6 separate regions of the Homo sapiens genome follow, and regions 2, 3, 4, 5 and 6 are each linked to region 1. A link is a loop called in an ENCODE intact Hi-C map of the cell type or tissue named here. Cell type or tissue: heart left ventricle. All regions are shown on one strand. Region 1 overlaps VCAN (versican). Region 2 has its middle 200 kb from the start of MIR3977. Region 3 has its middle 74 kb from the start of RPS23. Region 4 has its middle 86 kb from the start of RPS23. Region 5 overlaps ATG10 (autophagy related 10). Region 6 has its middle 35 kb from the start of RPS23.

Evidence for each region. Hi-C counts contacts between places; a loop is a spot of excess contacts. Peaks named below come from ENCODE experiments on the same cell type or tissue, not always from the same donor. Only the 100,000 strongest peaks of a DNase experiment are listed, where the experiment ranks them.
Region 2: it touches region 1 in a loop (5-fold over the local background); 64 of 110 quality-filtered maps call a loop at or near these places.
Region 3: it touches region 1 in a loop (9-fold over the local background); 90 of 110 quality-filtered maps call a loop at or near these places.
Region 4: a loop joins it to region 1, with 6 times the contacts of the local background. A loop is called at or near these places in 85 of 110 quality-filtered maps.
Region 5: it touches region 1 in a loop (7-fold over the local background); 5 of 110 quality-filtered maps call a loop at or near these places.
Region 6: it touches region 1 in a loop (13-fold over the local background); 33 of 110 quality-filtered maps call a loop at or near these places.

What each region holds. Positions count from the first base shown.
Region 1 is chr5:83,562,410-83,566,409 of GRCh38, reverse strand. All of the region lies in intron 12 of VCAN (versican), which reads right to left. LOC124901021 (a long non-coding RNA gene) reads right to left here. Exons shown (of 2, transcript XR_007058847.1): 1 at 2,978-4,000. Among named protein-coding and RNA genes, the nearest start is that of VCAN-AS1, 2.1 kb to the right of the region's middle. In heart left ventricle, CTCF peaks have their summits at 1,884 and 2,083 (motif pointing right); no DNase peak of the experiment used is centred here; H3K27ac peaks cover 1,218 bases.
Region 2 is chr5:82,635,718-82,639,717 of GRCh38, reverse strand. No RefSeq gene overlaps it. Among named protein-coding and RNA genes, the nearest start is that of MIR3977, 200 kb to the left of the region's middle. In heart left ventricle, no CTCF peak of the experiment used is centred here; no DNase peak of the experiment used is centred here.
Region 3 is chr5:82,349,997-82,353,996 of GRCh38, reverse strand. No RefSeq gene overlaps it. Among named protein-coding and RNA genes, the nearest start is that of RPS23, 74 kb to the right of the region's middle. RefSeq lists an enhancer at 504-1,703. In heart left ventricle, a CTCF peak has its summit at 2,001 (motif pointing left); no DNase peak of the experiment used is centred here; H3K27ac peaks cover 1,449 bases.
Region 4 is chr5:82,362,496-82,366,495 of GRCh38, reverse strand. No RefSeq gene overlaps it. Among named protein-coding and RNA genes, the nearest start is that of RPS23, 86 kb to the right of the region's middle. RefSeq lists an enhancer at 101-1,300. In heart left ventricle, a CTCF peak has its summit at 1,803 (motif pointing left); no DNase peak of the experiment used is centred here; H3K27ac peaks cover 421 bases.
Region 5 is chr5:82,173,036-82,177,035 of GRCh38, reverse strand. The region is part of intron 4 of ATG10 (autophagy related 10); the gene reads right to left. Among named protein-coding and RNA genes, the nearest start is that of RPS23, 100 kb to the left of the region's middle. In heart left ventricle, a CTCF peak has its summit at 2,211 (motif pointing left); a DNase peak (open chromatin) is centred at 2,195.
Region 6 is chr5:82,310,981-82,314,980 of GRCh38, reverse strand. It overlaps the pseudogene ATP6AP1L. Among named protein-coding and RNA genes, the nearest start is that of RPS23, 35 kb to the right of the region's middle. In heart left ventricle, CTCF peaks have their summits at 2,267 and 2,467 (motif pointing left); a DNase peak (open chromatin) is centred at 2,460; H3K4me3 peaks cover 695 bases; H3K27ac peaks cover 1,287 bases.

The sequences.
Region 1 (4,000 bases):
CAATGACCTAAAATCTCAGCAGATAACTAGCATCACAAGCATGAACAAAACAAACTGATGATAAAAATGTAATGTACACTAATAGCCCTTTTCCTTATGCAGTGATGGATAACTGCCTTTTTGCAAAGGTTAAAAAAGCAGTTTTTCAGGGCCAGGTGTGGTGGCTCACGACTACAATCCCAGCATTTTGGGAGGCTGAGGCAGTTGGATCACCTGAGGTCGGGAGTTCAAGACCAGCCTGGCCAACATGGTGATGAAATCCTGTCTCTACTAAAAATAAAAAAAATTGGCCAGGCATGGTGGCAGGCACCTGTAATTCCTCGGAAGGCTGAGGCAGGAGAATCACTTAACCCGGGAGGCGGAGGTTGCAGTGAGCAAAGATCACGCCATTGCACTCCAGCCTGGGCAACAAGAGTGAGACACCGTCTCAAAAAAAAAAGAAAAAAAAAAGCAGTTTTTCAGAAATAGATAAGACTTAGAAATAAACCAGGAGGTTTTTTTTTCCTTGTGTTAAAAAATGAGTTTTCTTGGGTTCATCTTTAGTACTACTTTCAGTTGAAGAAAGGAAACCAGACCATCCAGTATCAGTTACTGCTGTCACAGTCAAGTCCCAGCTGATCCCTGCACATCACATACAGAAGCAAATTCATCTATGAGCAAAAGACTAAGAAGTTTTAAGAGCAATCGTTCTTATCAAAACCTAATCAATAACTAGGGTTTCTTTATAATACTCAACCCATTTCAAGTCATTTTCACTGAGATTCTCTAACTTGGTCAAATAACTACAAAGAATAATCAATGAGCACTGGTTCTCTAGAAGAGTCAGACACTGTTTAGAATCTTTCTATTTCTTTTCCTCTCTACTGGCTTCTAAATCATACAATATAAATAAAAAGAGACAGAATTTTCATAGACACTAGACAAAATTCAAGTTCATATTTTTGTGAGTCATAAATTTGAGACTCTGTCTCTCTCTCACACATACACACACACACACACACACACACACACACACACACCCTTACACATACAATACTTCTTGGCATTAAAGAAGTGCCTAAGACCTAAGACTTGGTAATGCTTCCATTCATACACATCTGTGTAGCAGATAATTTCCTGCCATAAATACAGTAGAGAACAAACAAAATGGTCAGCAGAGTAGACAGCAACCTACTTCTTGTGATGGGAAAACTGAGCTGTCCAATACACAGACTTGAGAGCTCACTGAGAGTTTTTACACACTAGCCAGTCATTGGGTACAGTTCAAATTTGTGCCTGAGCAAAAAGTACAAATGTTTTCATACTGCAGACCTTCAGGATCTCATGTATAACTGGGGCGGCAAATCTTGAATCTGTAACTGCCAAGGGCCTACTTTCCAACTCTCTCTCTCTATCTATCCATATATTATCTATAATTTTTCAGCTTAGGTGCAGTCACCTTTTGTTTTTTAAAATTCGCCATAGTTTAGATTACCTTAAATGGCCAATTAAAGATGATGTTTTATAGATTTTATGAATTTTGCCAAGCACATCCCTTTGAGAAAAACCATTCTTGACATGTGTGTAGTCAAGCCATTCACAATACATTATTTTAATTGTTGGGAGAACTTACTGAACTTCAAACTATAATTTGGGAGTTTTTCTCTTGAACGGTTCAGTCACTGCTCTTCACTTACTCTGTTTTCCTCCAAACATTGCTAATTTAGTTCACAGTGAAAAAAAAAAAAACATCTAAAAAACCCTGCAAAAGCCCTCTCTGTTCACCTCCCAAGGAAACTAGCCAAAGAAAACTTTCTCCAGCGTTCTACTATTGTGTATAAAGTGAAAACACAGGACAGATAGGTCCTAATATTTGCCTTAGTTGCTAGGATTTTACTAAGTATTTGACTACATGTGTTAGCTTCATGCTGCATTTGAAAAATCCTCTCATTTCACATTTAACTTTCAGGATCACAGTATCATGCAATTTATACTAGAATTAAGAAACTATTCAAAACTACAGGAACTTGATTTACAGATAGTATTATTCTTGTGTGTATCTGGGTGTAGTTCTGTGAATGTGGTTTTGAAACACAAAATACAATACGACCACTAGGTGGTGATATATATCCATTCTTACATTATGAATTAACGGCTACACCACTTAACAAAAGAGAACTTGGAATATGTCCCCCAAAATCGTAATTATGTACTCCATGTGGCAAAAATAAAAAAATAAAAATAAAAAATAAAAGATTGTCTGGGATATGTTCTCTCAGTTTTGTGAGTGAAAACACAAAGAGAACACTTTGCAAGAAGACAGACCTCGGTGAACCAGTATTTACCAACCTGACTGCATTCTATTCTGTTGCAAGCCATTCTATCCATAATCTGAATTTTCTTTCTGTCTAAAATGTTCACCTACGGTAGTTTCTTCTTTTCCACTCTGTCTTTTAAAATTATCCGATGATTTACATCAATGGTGAAATTGCATCAGAACCAAAGCCAAATGTGCAACATCCACCTAAAATCCTTAGGAGAGGTCAGATCATAGATAAACACCTAAGCACACAAATGCAATGTCTGCAGCGTGAGTCACAGTTAGTTTGTTTTTCCGTAAAAATTTATCTAGATTAGCTATGAAAACATGACACCTGCAGTAAGAGCTGACTTCTTTGTGCGCAAACTCTTTTCATCACCTGGGGCCCATATTGCCACTGCTGTACTCCCAGAGCTACAAAATTCAATCCAAACGCACTGGATACCAAGGGCAAGCAGATAACCACCGAAGTAGGAAAGCAAATTCCAAACAGAAAACACTTTCCCAAGAGGACAGGTACCTGTTTGAAACATATGCCGATAAGAAACCATCTTTTCACTAAATAACAAACAGAATAACCACTTGGGGTTAGCCTCAGCCTTTCAGAACACAGGTCAAATGGTTATCTGAAAAGAGGCTATGAGGACTACTTATTACAGAAATCAAAACATTTGGTACCTTTAAAATGACTTTTTTATCCCTAGATGGCTGGTGTACACAATAGGCATTTGTTTGCAGTCTGGAGGGGGAGTGGTGCATTTAACTTTGTCTTGTTTGTTAGGGGCAAATGACTTCCCTGCAAGGTAAAGATAAACCTTCTTCTGATCCTTGTACTTGCTTAAGGTTAGTCTAGTCTGGGTCCTTCTTTATTTATGTTTTAAGGGAGGTTATGGTTTTGCTGCTGTCTTTTAGTTGAACAGGGTAATTCGTTGACCGACAACTGAAAAGAAAAGAGCAGCTTTGTTTTAAAGGAGAAAGAGACGTTTGTTTTGGTGTCACTACCCTATGCTGGCAGCCTGGAGTTGGATCCTACAAACATGAATATGCTGAAGGGAAGAAAAACTAACTTGGGGTCTCCTGATAGTTGTTAAAGTGGCAATATGCCCATTATTTTCCTAGCTGGCAAACCTCTGTGCGGGAAAGACAATCTGGCCAGCTCTTGAGAACAGCACTAATCTTGTGTAATAGTGTGAGCTCACTGCCCTACAAAGCAGCAATTATCAACAGCATTTTCAGAAGGATGTGAGTTACTCGCACTGTGAGACCACTGTGAGAGAGGGGGCCTCAGGCAGAGGCCCAGAGAGCAACTTGCATTTAATCCATAGAATGAATGGTGCCAGTAGGCTCCTTTACCCCAAGCTTATTTGCACAGGTCTCCAGTCATGAAGGGCTGACGATCCAAATGTAAGGAGAGACTGCCAAAGCTCATTCAATATATTTTTTTTTTTTGGCCTTTTCCATGGTTATGCATTGCCTTAAACTAATTAGCAATTAGATTTAAATATCTGCATGAGATTTTAAAGTTGCACAGAAGACTGTTGGAAAAGCATCTGTGAGATGCTACTGCACTAAATCTCCTTTTCTTATTCTTTATAATAATCTTGTCAATTATAAAATGATTTTCCAGTAGTGAGTAAATATGGTTCTTCCAGCTGTTCAACCCACCACTAGCTATCTGAACTGAAAGACAAGGCAGAGAGC
Region 2 (4,000 bases), 930 kb after region 1:
TTTTTTCATAGAATTTCAAGAGCACATAAAACTCACTTGTTTCCTATCAGCATTTCCCCTTGCCCCTTTAGTTTGCTGACATGTGATTTTCAAGTCAGTTTTGGAAATCTGAAACCTGTTAGAGATTGCAGATGCCAAGATCTGCATGACTGCTGTAGTTTTGGCAAGGTCTGCTCTTTAAAGACAACAAAGGCAATAAATAGAAATCTTGCTTTCCTCTGACTCTATTCTTTTTCAAAAGAAAAAATGTCTTTGTGAATGCATGGCGTTTAACAAGATTTCTAGACCTTCTTGCTTTAGACCTTTTTTGTTCTTAGTTTTTATTCAATGTAGCATTTGGGCTTTTCATCTTGCAAACCATAAGCTTATTTCTGTTATCAGCTTCCACTAAGAGCACAGTCTTGTCTGTGTTCTCTTTAATGTCTGTGATTCTCTTTAATAAAACTAATCATCTAAGTGCCAATGGTTGGAAGCAATAAAAATATGTTTCTGCCAATATGAACAATTATTTGACTAATTTGAACCCTAACCCTGGCCAAGTCCCTTCATCTTCATGTCACTTAAGTCAGCTTGTAAAGAGGCAAAAAAAAAAAAAAACTGCAAAAGAGATACAGCTAAATAAGCATGTAGATGAAAAGAAGGAGACATCTGACTTAGGGCTTGGGAAAATGGAGGCATTTGAGGCCTTCAAGATTGGGTATAATTGTAATGGAGAGAAATGGGAGAGACAGAAGTGGGGCAGGAATATTAAAAGCAAATGTGTAAAGATGAGAAGGAGAAAGACATGTTGAAGAACAGCCAGAGGTTCAGTTTCGTTACAGACTTACTGTGTGGTAACATTACATACTGAGAGACGGAGTAGGAAAGGTGGTTTGTAGTTAGATTGCAGAGGATGAATGAATGGTCTGTACTTCACCAGAGAACAATGGAGAGTCAGTGGAAGTTTAAAGTATAGAAGTAACTCCAAAACATCCAGAGCAATTAGGCAGATGTGTTTAAGGAAGATTATAAGGGGAAGAAAGGATAACATCCAGCCAGTTAGAAAAAGTATTGCAATGGGATAAGGGAAAGGTAATAAGGCAGAGAGAGTGAAAATTTAAAAATAGAAATATGGGACTAGAGCCACTCCTAAGATGCATGGGGTCACAGGCAGTTTTTTTTTTTTTTTTTTTTTTTTTGCAAGGCCCTTCTCTATGTAAACTACCGATCTTTAAAAACTGTTTTACAAAATTTATAGACCTACGTGAAATATAGCCATGTATTGAAGAGGTACATATACATTTGTTAATTGTCTAGTCAATGCATATAGAGATTGTAGTGTTCAGGAAACATTTCTTCATGTTCTTTATTGTCATAGACATTGTTCCTACCTAATTTCTTACCTCCCACTATAATGAAAAGGAGGCAAATTGTTAATACAAAGCCAGAGCTCTTCAAAATCTTTTTTCTATATATTTTTTTTTTTTGAGACAGTCTCGCTCTGTCGCCCAGGCTGGAGGGCAGTGGTGTGATCTTGGCTCACTGCAACCTCTGCCTCCCGGGTTCAAGCAATTCTCCTGCCTCAGCCTCCTGAGTAGCTGGGATTACAGGCATGTGCCACCACGCTTGGCTAATTTTTGTATTTTTAGTAGGGATGGGGTTTCACCATGTTGGTCAGGATTGTCTCGAACTCCTGACTTCATGATCTGCCCACCTCAGTCTCCCAAAGTGCTAGGATTACAGGCGTGAGCCACTGTGCCCAGACAGAATCTATTTATATTGAAACAATATTGCCCTTCTTGCTACTGGTTTCCTAGCACCATTTATTTAATGCTGTTAGATCATTATTTAAGATGCTGTACCATCCATTGTGCTTCCTGAGAATAATGGATTCCAATGATAATCTCAAATATTGTTACTGTTCTTTGTTAATGGTGCAAATTTCAGTTAGTTTGTGGGAAAATGTTAGCAATAAGTCGTGTCCTGGTCATTTTAAATTACCATTTGGATTTTATACTATAAATGTAGAACAATTTGTCCTTCAACCATACTTTTCTCTTGAATTCTTTATAATAATTTTATTCTTGGAATGTGATTTCTTTCAAACTTCCTTTTGCATGAACAGCAATCGAAAAGACAAATAAGAAGCTCATGGACAGATCAAGAATAGTTCTTCCATTCCTGCAAGAAATATACATCCCTCATCTACATTGGCTTAAGACTGTCTCAGGAGAAGACAATGTCTCCACCTTGATCACAAGCAAGAAAGGATGTCAGTCAGAAAGGTTTGTTGGCATTGTAGAGCAGTAATCTTGAAAGCCTTCAAATGTGTCAGGTACAGCCATCCCAGAAGATCTCTGACTTGGAGCACCAAGCTGTAGATGGATGGAGGGACCACCCTGAGTGCCAGCAGTGGAAGACACACAGGGAGAAGGGGGCTGCCACCATTCCCACTGCAGCGCCATGATCAGAACAGGCATAAGTGAAAGCCAATGCATGGCTCACACACATTTTGGTGTTGGGCCAGAGGCCAGAATTCATCTTGTGTATTTCATGGGTAGGAATAACTCAAAATCAGTTCATCAGCATCATTCTTGTAGCCAAACTTGTATGATTTCATGAAAGAAATATCATGCTAACTGGCAGGAGTGATATCTTCCCTAAGGTGACTCCAAATTCAGAAGTCCTGAAGTTCCTTAGGGCATTGTGTTGATTCCTGGCAAATGAGGGTCAGATAATGCACTGTGGGGAGAAATAGGGAGCTGGTACCATAGGGGCCCTCTACAGGGCTTGGGTCACCTCCTGGAATAGCACTAATAGTTGCAGACAGCTCCAGGAACCAAAGGGAGACTTACAGAAAGTTGAGGAGGCCACTGTTAAGCACGAGGCTCTGCTGTATGGGACCCAGAGCAGGAGTCCCACTTGCCCAGATGGAAGGGAAGCACTTTGAGGAACATAAGGTATGAGTAATAAGCTCTGAAGATTGCACACAAAGTGGAGAGAGAGACATTGAAGATGGCATCAAAGTTGTGATCCTGCATACTGAATGATCTGTAATGCCATTGGTCAGGTGCTGCACTTGCCTTCTGAACAGTCCTGTAGGCCATTTGTACCTCTGAGACCTTTCAACAAAATGAAAGAAAATAAATAGGACCATGCTAAATTACTTGACCTCTCTGCATCTCCATTTTTATCTGCAAAATGGAAAGAATAAGGTTTTACATGTCTATTAAGACCATTGAGATAATATTTGTAAATCACTTAGAACAGCCCTGGCACAAAGTAAGTACTATTTAAGTGACTGATAAATATATGTTTTACTTTTTCCAAACCTTCCTTACCGTATAAACAATGTAAACAAGGGTGCTAAAGAATCTCGCAGTTTACCAGAATATTAAAGCCTCAACATACAACTACCTTATCCCTCTAGAAGCTCCTTCTTTCTTCTTTTGAGAAGGGGAACAATTAGAAACAGAATTTTGTCCTGCTTTAAATATTGGTCTTCAGGTACATTTTAATCACATCCCATTAATGCTGTAGCTAAGAGCCAAGTTCAAATGTTCGATATCCCTTGCTTTCAAAGGCCTCTACTGTTACAATACAAATCAAGAGATTTGGTGTACCATTTGTGCCTGTAGCAGAAAATGATGAGCTAAGATTTTTTTTTCTTCATCTACCATAGCATCAGTTCTATTTTACCTTAAAGAGTACACATATTTAGATATCTGTCTGCCCTTGTTAGACTGTAAGTTTCTTGTTGTCTGGGGCTATGTTGTTTTCATCTCTCTATTCCTCAGCAGTGGATAGCACAGTGTTTACACAAAGTACCTATTCACTGGCTCTTTGCTGAGCAAACTGATTCAGGAAAAACACACAAATGACACATGTGTACAAATACTTTCAAGTCAATGAATAACTAGATTCCTTATGAAAAACCAGAAACAATCTGCTTGAGGGTATGTGGCTGGGCCCTTCAGCTGTGACAGTGTCTGAATCACCTGTTTTGTCTGAAGACTAAACT
Region 3 (4,000 bases), 1.2 Mb after region 1:
TACAAGCATGATTCTCCAAGGAAAAAGGAGGATCTGGCATCAATTGAAGTCTATGCCCACCTAAAAGTAAAAAGCCAAATGGAGTTGTTCATTATAAATACATGTGTCTTTTTGCATAATGAAGAAATGAAATTTGCTCTCTCCACTCTCTCCATTGAGAGAACTGAATACAAATGCTATTTTGGGTCAGAGATAAAACAAACCCACAGCCCATTGCAGGAAGCCATCCTCAGCAGAAGAGATGGCCTCCTGAGAATACTGGACCCAGGAAGTTGGTGAGCTTTCGCGCCACCTCTCTGCTCAAAAGACAGTTTATTCTCTCCCCCTTGGTAGATACGCACTTCTAAATCTCAGCCACTCACCTAATTTTCTGTCTTGTAAGCAAGGCTTCAAAAGAAGGCTAGGTTACTGAGAGATGTGCACAATCCTTGAAAATTGCAGAAAGAAAGAACATATGCACTTTATAACATTCTCTTCAGTAGGGAATGTTCTGTGTTCCAGTAGTACCAACTTCAGGAGCTCCAGGATATCCACTGTGAAAACACAGGCAACCCTACTGGCCACTGGTCTTCCTTTGACCAGATAAGAGGTCACTCCTTTGGAATGGGTTATACCAGTAGGCTCTAGCCACATTGCCTTACATATACTCTACCCTTCAACCCTGTGGTAAGCACCTTTTAAAAGAGCTAAAAGCAATTAAAAAATATACCAAAGGCATCAAGGTGAATTATCAGACTACTGTCCCCTGATGAAAAATAATAACAACAACAGATGATGGCTTTCAAACAAGCTGAGAAAATGGACTTTATTTTTCTAGAAGTATTTCTTTATTTTTTTCCTAGTCCCAATGCACTTCGTACTTCTCTATTTATCATGCACTTCGTACTTCTCTATTTATCATGCACTTCGTAACTGCCTCAACATATCTGGCCCTTCTATCAACTGACGAACTTCTTGAGAACCCTGCCCTATTCTTCCTATTCATCCTCATATTTATAGAGCCTTCAGTGTAAGAGGAAATTAATAGACTCTCAATAAATGTTTGATGGACAGATAAATGTAGGAAAAATTAATGTACATCAGAGTGCAACAGGAACTAATATCCAAAATCCTTGAGATAAAAATGAAAGACCATCAAAGTAAAAATTTCCGATAGCTAATCATCCAAACATTAAAAGAGGACTTCATTGTTCTCCAGATGTCATCAGTGATTCATTACAAATAATTACATGCGTGTTCTAAATAATGGAATGTTGAAATGTACACTTGTCATCACCGGCACTATCAAACATGTTGGACACGCCCAAAATAGCTACAGTCCATATGACCAGGAAGAGAGTCACATCAAGGACTCCAGAGGTGATAATATCAGTGTCCCAGTAAAGTCTGGAAGTCATCGTCTTGAACAGGAAGCCTTAAGGAAGTTGAGGGCAGTTTGTTCACTTGACCCCAGAGTTGGGTTACACACCCACAGCACTTACTGAGGGGCAGGAAGTTGGAAGAGGACCTGGGGTCAGACCTCTGCAATGGTGTGAAGTAGATGAAGTTTGTCTTCACCTCCTCTTTCATTGCCCTCCTCATCTCCCCACCAACCCTGATCTGTCATCCTTCGTAATCACAATGGCAAAGGCCCAACGGAGTCACTCATACTATCGTATAAATAACTCATTATGATTGTATAAATTAGGCTTCCACAGCATTTGCCTTTTTAGTAGAAGCAGTGCTGTTATTCTGTGTAATAGCAGAATTTCTACCATCAAAATAGCAAGGGACATATTTGAGGGATGATGGTCAGTGCCAGCTTGAAGTTGAGTAGGCAGCTACCCACTGAAGCAGCTATATGCATTTTTTAATTTTTAGAAATTTAAGATTCAGGCCTTGGATCTCTTGTGACTATGTGACTGACTATTCATGTTGGAAAAATAAACATTTCCACCTCCTAGAGTGGCTGATAGCAAGAGGGTATGAGGCTTCAGATGTTGATCCGTGATTCTCTAGAGACCTCTAGTGGTCAGAAGAGGAACTCACATTTGTTATGAACAGAAAGATGAGGGAATGCTGACCGGTGAAAAATGAAGGCCTACAATCTGGTGATTGCCATTAAAGAAACATTTGGAACTTTCAGTAATGGAAGGTTTGAGTCATTTACTTTTCCATCTACTTTTTCTCTCTCTCCTTTCTCTTCTGTATCCATGCTACAATCTCATTTGCCTTAATGCCTTGGAAGGCACTTGTCCTTACTGTCCTTATTATCCATTTTCATTGCTTTATCTGGGTCGTCCACACAAAGAAACCAACTTGCCCTTCACAGGATCCATATTTCCCTCATGCAATCCATGGGCTCCTACATCTTCCTTCACCCTTGGCAGCTCTTGGTCTTGTTACTCATACCTACATGTGCTCCCAGATAAGTACAGGAATAGGCTTATCTTCACCCTTATTCTGCCAGGAGAGTGTTTCTTATTCTGCCATTGAGATGGACTGTCCCAAGGGATTAAATTTTAAGAGGTGGATTACAGTTACTGCTGGTTTGTTGGTTCGCTGTGAAGCTCAGGAAACAGAAACAGCCAAGTTTCCAAGATATATATTTAACAGGAGAAGAGTCAAAAAAAAGATTTAAAATGCCAAACTTTACAGGAAATTCAGAGACAACCCTTCCCAACAAATAAAAATCATCCCCACAGATTTGTGGTAGAAGCAATATAAGTAACTATGTTAGCCTGAAGCCTTTATAGGTAGACTTTTCAGCTGCTCTCTTTTGTTTACCTATCCCAATTTTTATTATACAACTACTAAAATTATATAGATATATACATCATATATTAAGATATATACTCACCAACGTGTAAAAGAAGGGCATTCTTCTAAAATTAGATTGCAGCTCTTCCTGGCTTTGAAGTAATCACACCCCAGTAATAGAAAGAGGTAGAACATATCAACAGGAATGGGGTGTGGGCTGCCAGTTCATCATCTGTCAATCTTACCTGAGATCCTGCTTTGCCTTAAGATTCAATTCCAAGACCATGAATAGATGTTTATGATTTTTTTTAATGCCCACTGCGGATGAAGCCTTTCTTCCTTTTTCTGAGAGGTCTGAATTTGAGAGACAGCGTGGGTCAGGCCAATGATAGAAGCAACAGACCCCAAAGGACCTCCTCAATCTGGACCCACACTTAGACAGTGTCTTCTCAGTTACAGGAGCATAGGACTTCCTATAACCCTATCAAATTAATGATTGGTCCAAAAAATCAACAGAAACATAGTTATAAATGGCTAATTAATAGGGAGTTGTGTCCTAGTAGTTTATGGCCTCGGAGAGCTTTTTAAGCAAAGGGTTAAGTGGGGGGGAAAAGGAGCAGGAAACCAACCTTACTTTGGTTGGCTCCCTTAGCTCACCTCAACTTGGAAAGAGCAGAGCCGAGTGAACAACATTTGACAATATTTCTGTGGCATTATCAAAATCCAGGGCCATAATCTTGATATAAAAGCAAGCTAGTTTCTCTGACACGAGTATTTGGTTATAACAGGGTGAGGTTCATTATTAAAAACCACCCATTTGTTAATCACTAAAATATTCATTGAATGCCTAATATATGAAGGCTATCACACTGAGTTTGCAAAAAATTTTGGTTTTATACTGCTTCCATTTTCCAAAACCATAAGAATGTGTTTATGTGTAGAAAATAAAAATTTAATGGTATTTGAAGAGCTGATACCATAATCCCTCTTAGGAAAGAAACCTTTCTTTGGCTACAGTGCTGTGGGAGAAAGTGAGCCCCTGAAGGTCTGAGGGTCGTAAGAACAAAATAGTAAGGCAAGGGCTGTGCTGTTCTCCCACTTCTCCACGGGAGGACATGAGAGGCCTCCGGTGTTGCTCCAGGGTGAAGGAGGAGAAGGAGAGAGATGAAGAGCCAAACAAGTGAGGCAGCGTGAGGATGGGAAGTATGTACGGCCAGGAAGTCAAGGAAGAATCCAAAAGTGGTGAGCTGACTGACTTTTA
Region 4 (4,000 bases), 1.2 Mb after region 1:
CCTCCTCTCTGCCCTTCTCTTGCACTTATAAAACATAATCAGTCGTTTTGACTGGAGTGTGGTGGACTCTTGGTTCTATGATTCTCAATAGTATATACATCTCCTCTTCCGGCTAGGAAAGGCAACCCCTAAAGGAATGGCTTTGCCAACTGACGAATTAGTTGGGGAGATCATTTGTGGGCAAATCCTCTGTAACTCCAATGTAGTAGATGCTGTTGGTGCCCTCCTCCGATCCCCTTCACCAGCTAGGACACCAGCCTCTCGCTACAGAGAAGGTTGGCCAGGGCCATGCTGGTAAACGTTTAACATCTGGCTGCCTGTGGAGTGTAAGGCCTGGGATTTGTAGCTTTTGTTGATTTTCATGATGTAATGCTTCTGTCCTGGCCGATTGCAAGCTGTCAGGGTGAAGTCACAGAAAGGGCATTTGGGAAGTGATGTGCACACAGCACTCGTGAGCTGTGGTGAGCTGACTCTAGCACACCATGACTACATACAGCTTATAGCTGTTCCTTTCTCTGGGGAATTGCCTCCTGACTGAAGACTGTCGCCTTTCAGGCTTCACCTATGGTTACCTGTAAATAATGACCAACTGATATGGGTGTACAAAATTCCAGTCCCCTTGCCTCAAGGTGAGTCAATTCTGTGGTGTGAATCATTCATCAGAACCCACCCACACGCACACAATGAATCAGATCACAGTCCTTGAGAAGACATCATTGTACAGCTCTTTGCCCTTTCCTCTCCTGCATCTCTCTCTTATTAGTAGGTTTTTCCCCCTAAAGAATATGCCATGCCCTCAGGGAATTGCATGCAGCTAAATGCTTGCCTCAGGCTCTGCTTCAAGGGAACCCAGCCTGAGACACATTCAAAACGTACCCCAAGGGGTAAGCTTTCCTAAAATTTCCCTCCAATACACTCCAAATAATACAAAGAGATAATTCTAATCTTAGGAGATACAAAAGTACAGCCCAAAGCATCCAACTACAGATCCCACATTTTTAAAGTCTTCTTTCACAGTAAAAATGCACGCAAAATTTTAACCTATGTTCCATAATATCTCTATTTAACACTAAAAATGTCATATTTTTCTCCAGAATTCTTGTGTAGAGTCAATGTTCCAAGATGCTAGACTATATACGTCCCATGGCTGTTCCAACGAAGAAGGTAAGCATGCCCCAGTCAGAAAAGCCTGAATAAACCTGAAAGCCACTCAAAGCCTGAGTGCTCAACTTTCAACTCGACAATGAGCAGTGTGTGTTGCCAATCCTCAGAGACTGTCTCTTCAGCACTAGAAGGTCAGAGCAGACCTACTCCAAACACAGTATTAGTATATCCCAGTTTCTCCTTTAATCAGGAAGGAAGGAAGGGAGGGAGAGTAAAAAAAGAAAGGAATTCAACCACTGAGAGTTAGACTTCAAAATGATCTTCATGTATTCTTTCGTATCTTCCTTTTATAGATGAGAAAACTAAGATTTGGAGCACAAAGTAATTTGCTGAAGGTCAAAAAGCAGTTAATGCTGGAACCAAGAGCCCCACATCTCTGGATTTTCAGGCAGGTTTCTCTGCTTGCCCATGTTGCCTGCCCAGCTTCTGAGGACAACGTTGACTGTCCTGTGAATTGGGATCACTCAGTCAAATGCCTCTGCTGATACCCCAAGGTTGAATGGCAGTTTGTTTAGCATGGCAGCTTTCAGACTCCAAGTGTTTCTGAGTGTGTGTTAGAAACCACCATTTCATCCAAAACTGGCCGAAGTGGAGAATTGTTTTGTACTTCCCAGCTGTATTTCCTTGAAAATAGATGGTCTGAGAATGCCCTCTGGTGCCTTCCTACTGTGTCTTCAAGCACTTTAGAGGCAGGAGGTGGCTGTGGGAAAGGATGAAGAAAAGCTAGGCTCCTGGAAATGGTTTTTTCTCTCAAAAAATGTGGCGTGGGCATACTGTCAGCAAACCGTGGCAGGATTCGACCAGGAAGTTGGATAAAAACATAATGTGTGGTTATGCCGCCTCTGTTGCATTTGCCTTTTTTTCTCTAACAATGAATATAATTCTTTTTAATTGCACAATTATTTAAATACTTATTCAAGTCATATTATATTAATACAAGGCATAGAAACAATAACAAATTGGTAGGCATAAAAATCTCTGACACAATTTGAATTTAGGCATATCCTTTTCTGGTTTTCTGCATAATATGATTACCATTTCCCAAGAACATGAGCAAAAGCACACTCCCTGGGTCCTCAGAATGGAGCGCACCTTCTCAAGTACACTGCCACTTTATTTTTAGTGACATGTATTTGAGAAAAAGAAGATTGACACTTCTTCCCCAAGATGCACGCCTCAAGAAGTTGAAAGGAGCACTGAGTAGAACAAAGGGGGGGAAAGCAATCAAAGGCTCTCTAGGGCTATGACCTAGATGCATTTGTCCCTTTTAATCCCTACATTGAACAGAAATATGAAATATAAGATTTGGGAAGGAGAGTATCTAGTTTAGCCCTCCCTCACATCAGGACTGGTCATAGCAATACCTGTCATTTATTGAATATTAACTCAATGCCAGGTAATATAAGCATTTCACATGAATTATTTCATTTAAATCCTCACAGCCACCTCAGGAGAAAGGTGCTATTATTTTCTGCATTGTGTAGATTAGAAACTTGAGTCATGGAAATATTAAATGCATTGCCCAAGGTCACTCAGCCACTAGCAAAGCCAGAACTCAAGCATCAATCTGCTCGGCTCCCAAGCCCATGCTTTTAGCCCTCCGGATATATGACGTCCACAACTTTCCTAAACAGCCTTCCTGTTCCCTCTCCTTAAATTCATCCAAACAATGAGCAAATCATTCTATTATCTAACAGCTCTCATTGCTTAAATCACCCCTGTTAGCCCCTATTTGGTACCGGAGGGATGCAGCAGTTTGCTCCCTGTTCTACTTGACCTTCCTTTAAATATTTGAAACCAGATATCAGCTCACTAATCCACTTTCCCAGCTTGCTCTTGTCTAGCTAAACTGTCCCAAGGTCCTTCAACGGTTCCTTGTTTAAGTCGCTTTTCAGGCCTTTCACTACCCGGGTTCACTCCAGCTGTGTAGCAACTCTCCCCACAAAATGGAAATGCGATAGCTAGTACTGAAAAACTCCCTAAATGTAGTCTGACTATAGCAGGGCATAGTGGGACTACAGCCTCCTTATTACCAAAATCATTTCTAATTAAAAGGCATCCTTAATCCTTACAGCAGTTGCTTCACACTGGTCATTCATGTGGTGCCCACAGCCAACAAAAACCCTCAGCCTTTCTCCCACAGAAAGTAAGATCTTCCCCCCAGCACAAATGCACACTAAAGTTCTGGACTAAAATGAAGGATTTATTTACTTTAAACTTCATATTCTTATTTGATATGGTTTCTTAATTTTTCCTCACGATTGAGATCATCCAAACCTCAGGTCAAGATGGCCAAAAAGGTGAGGTCCACAGACAGCCCTGCAGCCTCCCTCCCAAGTGGCACCACCTGGAATTCAGTGCCCTTCACATATCCCTGTCCAACTGGCCACGAAGCCTCCTAGTTTCACTGTCACTCTGCTCGTGTACCTTCATCTTTCCCACAAGGACGTCATAAGAGACTCTATCAAACGTCTTCCTGAAATCCAGACACATTTTGTCTGTGGAATTTCCCCTCCCCAGCAGTCTCCCCACTCTATCAAAAAAGGAAGCAAAGTTCGTTGGGCATATCTTGTTTTTAAGCAAACCCACATTTCGTGAATCCATATTTATACATACCACCAGGCTCAAGGGGATGTTTATTTCAGAAAATGAAAGCTTTTCCAAGAAACCTAATTTTAAATAGAATAGAGAAATAACATTTTAGCTACATTTTTTCACTTGTAAAAGCACTTGAAAAAACATATATTTTCAGGTCCATCAATACCACCATGGGACTCAGCATTTATGATAGTATTTAAGTGATAGATGTCACTTAAATACTACATTTCCAAAATAT
Region 5 (4,000 bases), 1.4 Mb after region 1:
ATTTTCCCATGTTGCTATACCGTGCATATCATCTTTGATATAGTACCATACTAATATTATAAGCAGGGCATTTCTCATGTTTGACCTAAAAAGTTGAACTTTTCCTCAACCTTTATTTTCAATAAATAGCAATAGAATATTTTGATACATTTTCAATAAGTATCTTCATCTTGGCATTTATCTAGCGGCAGGAGACCATTATCTTGTGATAAATAGTTTTATTCCATTGACATTTCCATGTCTGTAAAATGAACAAGATTTATTCATCCAATTAACATTTGAATGTCATGTTTAGCTACAAGTTAAAAACAAGCTGCCTTCAGTATCTGTGTTATATTGTTTTCTGAACACATTTACAGAGTAGGGCCAAACTCTGCTCTTAAGCACTATGCATCTTTGAAATATGCAAATGCCATGCATGCATATGTGTATGTGTGTGCGTGTGTCTGTGTGCGCATGCGTGTGTGTGTGTATTGGTGTGGGAAGAGGCAAATAAGATCTTAAGAACTTTAGTGTCAAATAGTAAACTAATCAAATTACAGAACGACATGCTTTTAAAATAATTTTTACACGTCAAAGTTAGAAGTAAACAAATACCTGTAGTAGGATAATAAAATGTTAGAGCTAGTATAACCACTAATTTTATAAATAGGGCAGCCAAGGTCTTACGAAATATGTATCTGCCAAAAGTATGCAGCCGGTTCATGACTGAACTGAAGTCTGAATCCAGATCTCAGGACTCACCAATGCTCTTCCTGCTGGTCCACGCTGCCTCTGAGGGCAGAGGCACTGCAAATGCTTTACAAATATTTACTGAGCAAATGATAAATGATGAAAAAATGCCTTCCTTAACTTTATTTCTATTACCATAAAGCTTTTCAGACCTAGAGAAGAATGCTGGGTTTCATATCTGGTAATCAGTAATGATTTTAATTTTATTCCTTAAAGTATTTCAGGCAACAATGTAAGTATGGAGTAAATGGTTTGGATAGAAGTTAATTTTAGAAGTAGATGTTTTATATAATTGGGCACCTACTATATGCCAGGCATCTGTTCCAAGCCTTTGTGATACATCAGTGAGCAAAACAATCATCCTTGTTTTCATGGAGGTTACATTATGCCTTGGGGTGTGTGTGTGTGTGTGTGTGCGTGTGTGTGTGTGAAAATAAACAATAAACACAATAAACAAGTAAACTGTATATTATCTTAGGAGGTGATACATACTATGGTGAAAACGAAAAGTAAAGCAGGCTAAGAAGTGCCAGCCAGAGGTGGGTTTGCAATTTTAGACTTTAGTGAGAAAGTAACTTGTGTGCAAACACTGGGAGGCACAGCGTTCCAGGGAGAGGTGCCAACCAGTGGAAAGACCACCAGGGCTGGGTAGGGGATCACTAGCACTACATGCATATCACTAACATTCGTCACTTAAAGCCAATGACTAAAAAAAAACACACATAACTTTATCAAGATATAATTCACGTACATACAATTCACCCATGTGAAGTGTACAATTCAGTTATATTCGTAGAGTTGTGCAATCATCACCTCAATCAATTTTAGAACATTTTCATCACCTTAAACAACAACAACAGCTGGGCACAGTGGCTCACGCCTGTAATCTCAGCACTTTGGGAGACCCAGGTGGGAGGATTATTTGAAGCCAGGAGTTTGAGACCAGCCTGGGCAACAAAGTGAGACTCCATCTTTACAAAAATGTGGCTATATAGGGAAGGGCAGAGACAAGAGGCCAGGAAAGTATTTACCTCAGTGGAGTCCTTTAGCTGCAATCCCAATGAGGCCTGGCAAAGCTTTATTTCTTTTTCTTCAGAATAAGCACTATTTTCTTCTCACCCCAACTTTCTAAACCAACTTGCTTGCTTTTGATTGTTGTAACCAGAGCTTTGTTTGAAAAGTAGACTCTTCAAATGAGGAAACCAATGGAAAAATTGGTAATATAACAGTGCAAGTCTGTTATACATCCACAATGATGCAACTGGTTGAGATGGCTTAGACAGTCGTGACCTCCATGAATACCCTCTCCAAACCATGGTCTCCAACTTCCAAAATCTAACCCCCTTAAAAAAACTGAGGAAGGTCAACAAGCAATTATAATACCATTGTTAAAATATCTGCTTCTTCTAGGCCCATAACGGCTATCTCAAGGGCCACTGCAGTCTCTTTAGCACCTATTGAAGTTCTGTGTTTGGCACCCCCTGCTGGTGGCATGCTAGGCCTGGTGGGACTACATGTTTTTAAAACAAGCATATCAGGTCTTAAATATTCAAAAGACCACTGTTCCTCAAAACAGTCACCTAGGGAGGTTACCTGATTATTCAGCAAATTCAACCAATATTTATTCCAACAATGCTGTAATTCTGTCAATGGAACTGCCTTTGAACTTTTGAACTGCCTTCAGAGCCAGACAAGTAACTAATTACTTACTAGTCCCAAATAGGTTTAAATCAAAGGAAAAAAAATTATACTTATTTTATTCCATATATTTGCTTCCAAATGATTTTGTTGTCGCCAAACAAATTCACCTTTAATAAGTAACCATCTTCCAACTTCTAGCCACAAGGACTGGAAGAAGTTTCAAAACCAGCAGTTCCCAAAATATGTTGAGTAATCAGAGTATGGTTGGCAAAAGTATATAATTTTGCTTTTCCTCTGTGTCTCTGCAAATCTCTCCAGTTTCTGCTGACCACTTACACTGTAAAAGGTCTGGGTAAATATAGCTTTGTCTCTATGACAACAATGACTTAATGAGGTATGATGTGGTTTCTGTTCCCTAAGCCTTCGTCACTGGTTTGCCTAGTCACAGTTCACACCTTCATCATCAAAGACACACAAAAGTTAGTTTTTGAGATCTTTCATACAAAAACAAAAGATCTAACTTAATCAGCAATATCTTCAAAATCGTGGCATACATTATTAATATCTAAAATGCATTCAAATATGATCGTGACTAATTATTTCAAAAGCAAAATGGATACTTGAGAAATCCCACTGAAACAAACTGGGATATTTATATATGTATAAAGAACTGCATCATATAAACAAAGTAGAAACCTGAAGAATGTTGTACATATCCACTTATTTATGAAAACTGAAGACTCAAAACTTAAAACACGGACATAAATACTTGGTTAAGTACATAAAACACATTATTATGTGCCTGCATGTTCAATTCAAAGTATCTTCAATGAGAAACTTTAAACCATGTTAAGAGAGTCTATTTTTTTACATCTGGCCTCAGTCAGAGGAGACATAAGCATACTCAATCAACAACTCCTTCGTTTCAGATCCAAGATACTCAATCGCACCAATTTTAACATGCTTAGAAATTTCATTAGTCACATTGAGGCTGTGTAGCTCAGTAAAATCTCTTGAATACTTGAAAAAGAAGTAGAAGCCAAAATAATTTCAGTAGTAACCTACATAGTGAGCATGGTAAATTGAGGTCATTTATATAACAAGTGTTTATTGAGTGCCTACTATGTGCCTGTATCACTTGGAATGATAATACACATTTAAGCTAATGGAATGTTCTGTCAGTAATCTAAAGTGTCAATGACAAAAGAAGAAGAGACATTAGGTGAAAAATAGAATAATTAAAAAGTACAATCTTTAGCAACTGCCAGTAGCATTTAATTTGACATTTTCATATAAAATCTCTCAATTGAATAATAACCCACATGTCAAGTAATCTATATATTACTCAAAATGTGCAGCTTTCTAAATTAAATTTCTCAGGGCTATTAGTTTTCATGAGCCAATAACAGCATGAGATATTTCACCAGCACTATCTAACTCTAGTGCAAGCACGCTGGAGTCACCTTTATCCTTATTGTGCACGGTTTCACTAACATTTTTTAACTCCTAAAATGAAGACTAGAGAGAGTACAAATAATTCAGAGTAAGTTTAAGAATAATGTTCTGAATGTGGCCATTAGAAATAAAAAGGAAAGAGTAGATTTTTCACAACAAAAAATGTCATTAT
Region 6 (4,000 bases), 1.3 Mb after region 1:
GTCACTCAGGCTGGAGTGCAGTGGTACAGTCTTGGCTCACTGAAGCCTCGACCTCCTGGGCTCAAGCAATCCTCCCACCTCAGCCTCCCAAGTAGCTGGGACTACAGGTGACACCACTACGACCCCAGCTAATTTCTTTTTTAAAAATTGTTTGTAGAGATGGGGGTCTCACTATGTTGCCTAGGCTGGTCTCAAACTCCTGGGCTCAAGAGTGATCCTCCTGCCTCAGCCTCCCTAAGTGCTGGGCTTAAAGGCATGAGCCACCACGCCCAATCCCCAAATTTTCTTCATTTTTAATGCTGAATAATATTCCATTGTACATATACACTAGATTTGTTGATCCATTCATCCATTGATAGACATTTGGGTTGCTTGCACCTTTTGGTTATTGTGAATAATGCTGCCATGAACGTAGGTATAAACACAGGTGAAAGCTGTTCAAGTCCCTGTTTTCAATTATTTGGGGTATATAGCCAGAAGCAGAGTTGCTGGATCCCTTGATAATTGTATGTTTAACTTCTTGAGGAAACTCCATACTATTTGCCGCAGCATCCACACCATTTTACATTCCCAACAGCAATGCACAAGAGTTCCAACTTCTCCCTGTCCTTGCCAACACTTGTTATTTTCTGTTTGCTTGTTGTTGTTTATAATAGCCATCCTAATGGATGTGAAGTGATTTGCCTATTTTTGAAAGTAATTTTTCATAAGTAGTATTTCCATAAGTCAACTAAGTCATTTCTGGAACAAGGTAGAGGTATAAATCAATCAATTCCCCCGGTCTAAATAGGCGAAATTATATGTAAAATATTCCTTGTTGTCATTATATCCTCACTGCCATTCCTCTATATGTATACATACACACATGCATACACACATGTATAGACATACACATACATAATATAAATAATATTTATAAACATTTTATACACACACACACACACACACACACACACACAAAAGAATCCTTGGAACCAAACTGTCCAGAATTTGAGTTCTGCCTCTACCGTTTACCAGTTATACTCCTTAGAAAAATTATGTGATTATCGGAGATTCAGTCACCTCATTCATAAAACCACCTTGCAGCATTATGGTAAGTTCTGAAGACAAAGCACATAAAGTAACGACCACAGTACCAACACACACGGGTCACTCACAGGTAGCAATTATTGTTAATCCACGCCTGGCACACTCCTGAGTGTTTCCACATATCTTAGGCCACGTATTCTTTACATTAATAAAGATAGGTGAGAAATTGAGAGAGGTTAAGTAACTTGCCCTGGTGGCTGAGCAGTAATTTGAAACCAGGTCTGTCTGACTCCAAAATGTGAGCTCCTTCCCTACCCCAAACTGCCTTTCATCCACACGACACTTCTCTAAGCTTGGGAAGGATGAAAGGGAAGAATATGCATATATGCCAATGCCCACATATATTTGGAAAAGGTTGGAATGTGCCCATAAGAGGTACATGCAAAGCCCTGCCTACTATTTCAGGGAGTGGTAGGAACAAGCTAAGCTTCATTCACAGGTAAACAGGATAGAGGAACTTGACAGAATGTCTCTCAGCCTAAGATTCTGGTGGTGAAAAGGAATCTCTTACACCCCATTCCTTACTCCAAATACTTTCAAGATCTTTGGGATATTTTTGACTCCCCGCTGAGTCCCTTCCTACTAACTGCCAAAGCTGTCACTCACACTGCCGATGTACTTCTTATCTTCCCTGATAAGATCACTGCGCCACTCCCTGAAGGAAATAAAATAATTGTCCGCCAATGCCTCTCCCCAGAAGGGCCTCTCAGTCCAGGAAGTGTCAGTCCCTGGCTTCACCCACAGCTTCACTAGGGCTTAGATGGCTGGCATTCCTCACTGATAATTATTCGTGCTGGATAAAGCTGAATGTAAAAGCAAGCCCTGGGTAGGAGGTGGGGGACACAGGGAGATAAAATTCTCTATCCTATTCTACTTCATACCTTAAAAGACAAAGGAAAAAAACCACCAATATTCTTTTAAAGGCATCTACTTCTCTTTTCCTTAAGCATCTAGGTTTGTTTCAGGTGTTTTTAAACAAACACTGAGCTCTTTTGGTACCAAAAACGCAGGTGCATTGAGCATAGGTTTTAGTTTATTACCTGGAAATCAATAAAAGTGACCTCCCACAGGCTCGACCCATCATCCGTGTCGCTGGGCAGCAAGAGGGCCTGGTCCTGCTGCAGGCTGCCCACGCGTTGGCAGCGGTAGGAGTAACCAGAGGGAGCATATACGCCAGTTGGGTTAAAGACTGCTTGGATTGAATTGTTGGAAATGATCTCGACTCGGCGCAAACTAAACCAACTCTGGATGGACAACTTGTTGTAATTGGTAAGGATGAATCTGAAAATGGTTATAAAAACAGCATTACTCCTAAAGAACTTTTCCCACGTTTACTGACGCAAGGCATCGTCTATGAACAGTACAATGGCGCCCTCTTTTGTCAGGCGGCAGAACGGGCTTGGGGAAAGGCTTCACTTTTGCTGCAGAGCCTTCCCTGGATGGATGGAAAAAGAGCAAATGACAGGGCAGCACCCAAAGTGGACAGTGCAAATTCCTACGAAAGAAAAAACACACAAAGTTTGGGTTTGTTTTGTTTTGTTTTTCCTTTTTTAGAATCAACACTTGATTATGTGTTTATTATTCAAAAAATTTGAGAAAAACTTAAATGGACATCAATGAAGAATTTGCTAAATTGTGGTTTAAAATAATAGTAATAGCTCTCTTAATAACTTCTGTGTTATGTATGTGTATTGTGTTTAATCTTCACTTCAACACCATGTAATAGATAATGTCCTTATTCTAACTTCACAGCTGAGGAATCTAAGACACAAAGGGCTTGAATAAGCTCACTTGGAGAGTAAGTGTCAGAGCTGGGCTTCAAATCCAATCTTAACTCTTTTGGAATGGACTGTTTTCCAGCCATGAAAAAAGTCATAATTTACTTGTCATTATCATTTTATTTCCATTTAAAAAAAAAAGTGACTGCATTAAAAAAAAATGTCTGGAAGGATAGAGATTAAAACATTAGTAGTGATTACAAATGGTGTTTAGATTATTGATGATTTTCATTTTCTTCTTTCTGTAGCTCAATATTTTCTGATTTTTCTGTTTTCATTAGTTTTTCTTGTCTCTATTTGGCTTCTTTGCAAGCAGTCTCTAAGACACAGGTGTGAATATAAGAAATATTCAGGGGAGTTTAGTCATTCAAAATACGTAAAATGGAGAGAAAAGAAATGACAGAGGAAGGGAAGGCAGCTAAAAGAGGTACATTATTAAGCCAGTTTCCAATGTGGACAAGCAGGGCTTCATGGCCGTGATGGAACCTGGGAGCCAGAGCACAGCACATGCTGCTGAGTTATCTCACCTGACGGGGAGGGAGCTGAGGTGTGTGTATGTGTCCTCCAGTCATTGGTTGAAGGCTGCTGGGCCAGGGACTGGGGGCAGTGGGCCAGAGAAAGCTTTTAGGCAAAGAGAGGCGGGGAGTTGAAAGTTCAGCAGGTAGGCTACAGTGCTCTCAAATGGAAAGGACCATGTAGATATTCACGGGGTACTGACAGTTTCTGCTACATACCTTTATCATCAGAATAAATAATAATAACAATAATAATAATAAAGCTATTTTTCATTTTGGAAAAAAGTGGAATTACAGATCAAAAATAGTCTCCATTTCTAGATCAAACAGACATGTGTGTTTGGTCACCTTGTGGGATTCTATTTACTTGTAAAGTTGCTCTGAAAGATGATGACATATATTTTCTAAATTATGATCAGTGAAACTCTAGTCTCCCATGATATGTAGACAAGTGTTCTGAGGAAGAAGGTTCTCCAAAATTAAACACAGGAAACACTGAGTTAGTCAAAGTTACAAAGTGCAATAGTCTTCCTTAAGATTATTTTTTCTCAGAAACTTTAACATACAAATTTACACTGTGAATTGCCAAGAGGAAGACATGGTTTAGAGTCGTTCCCA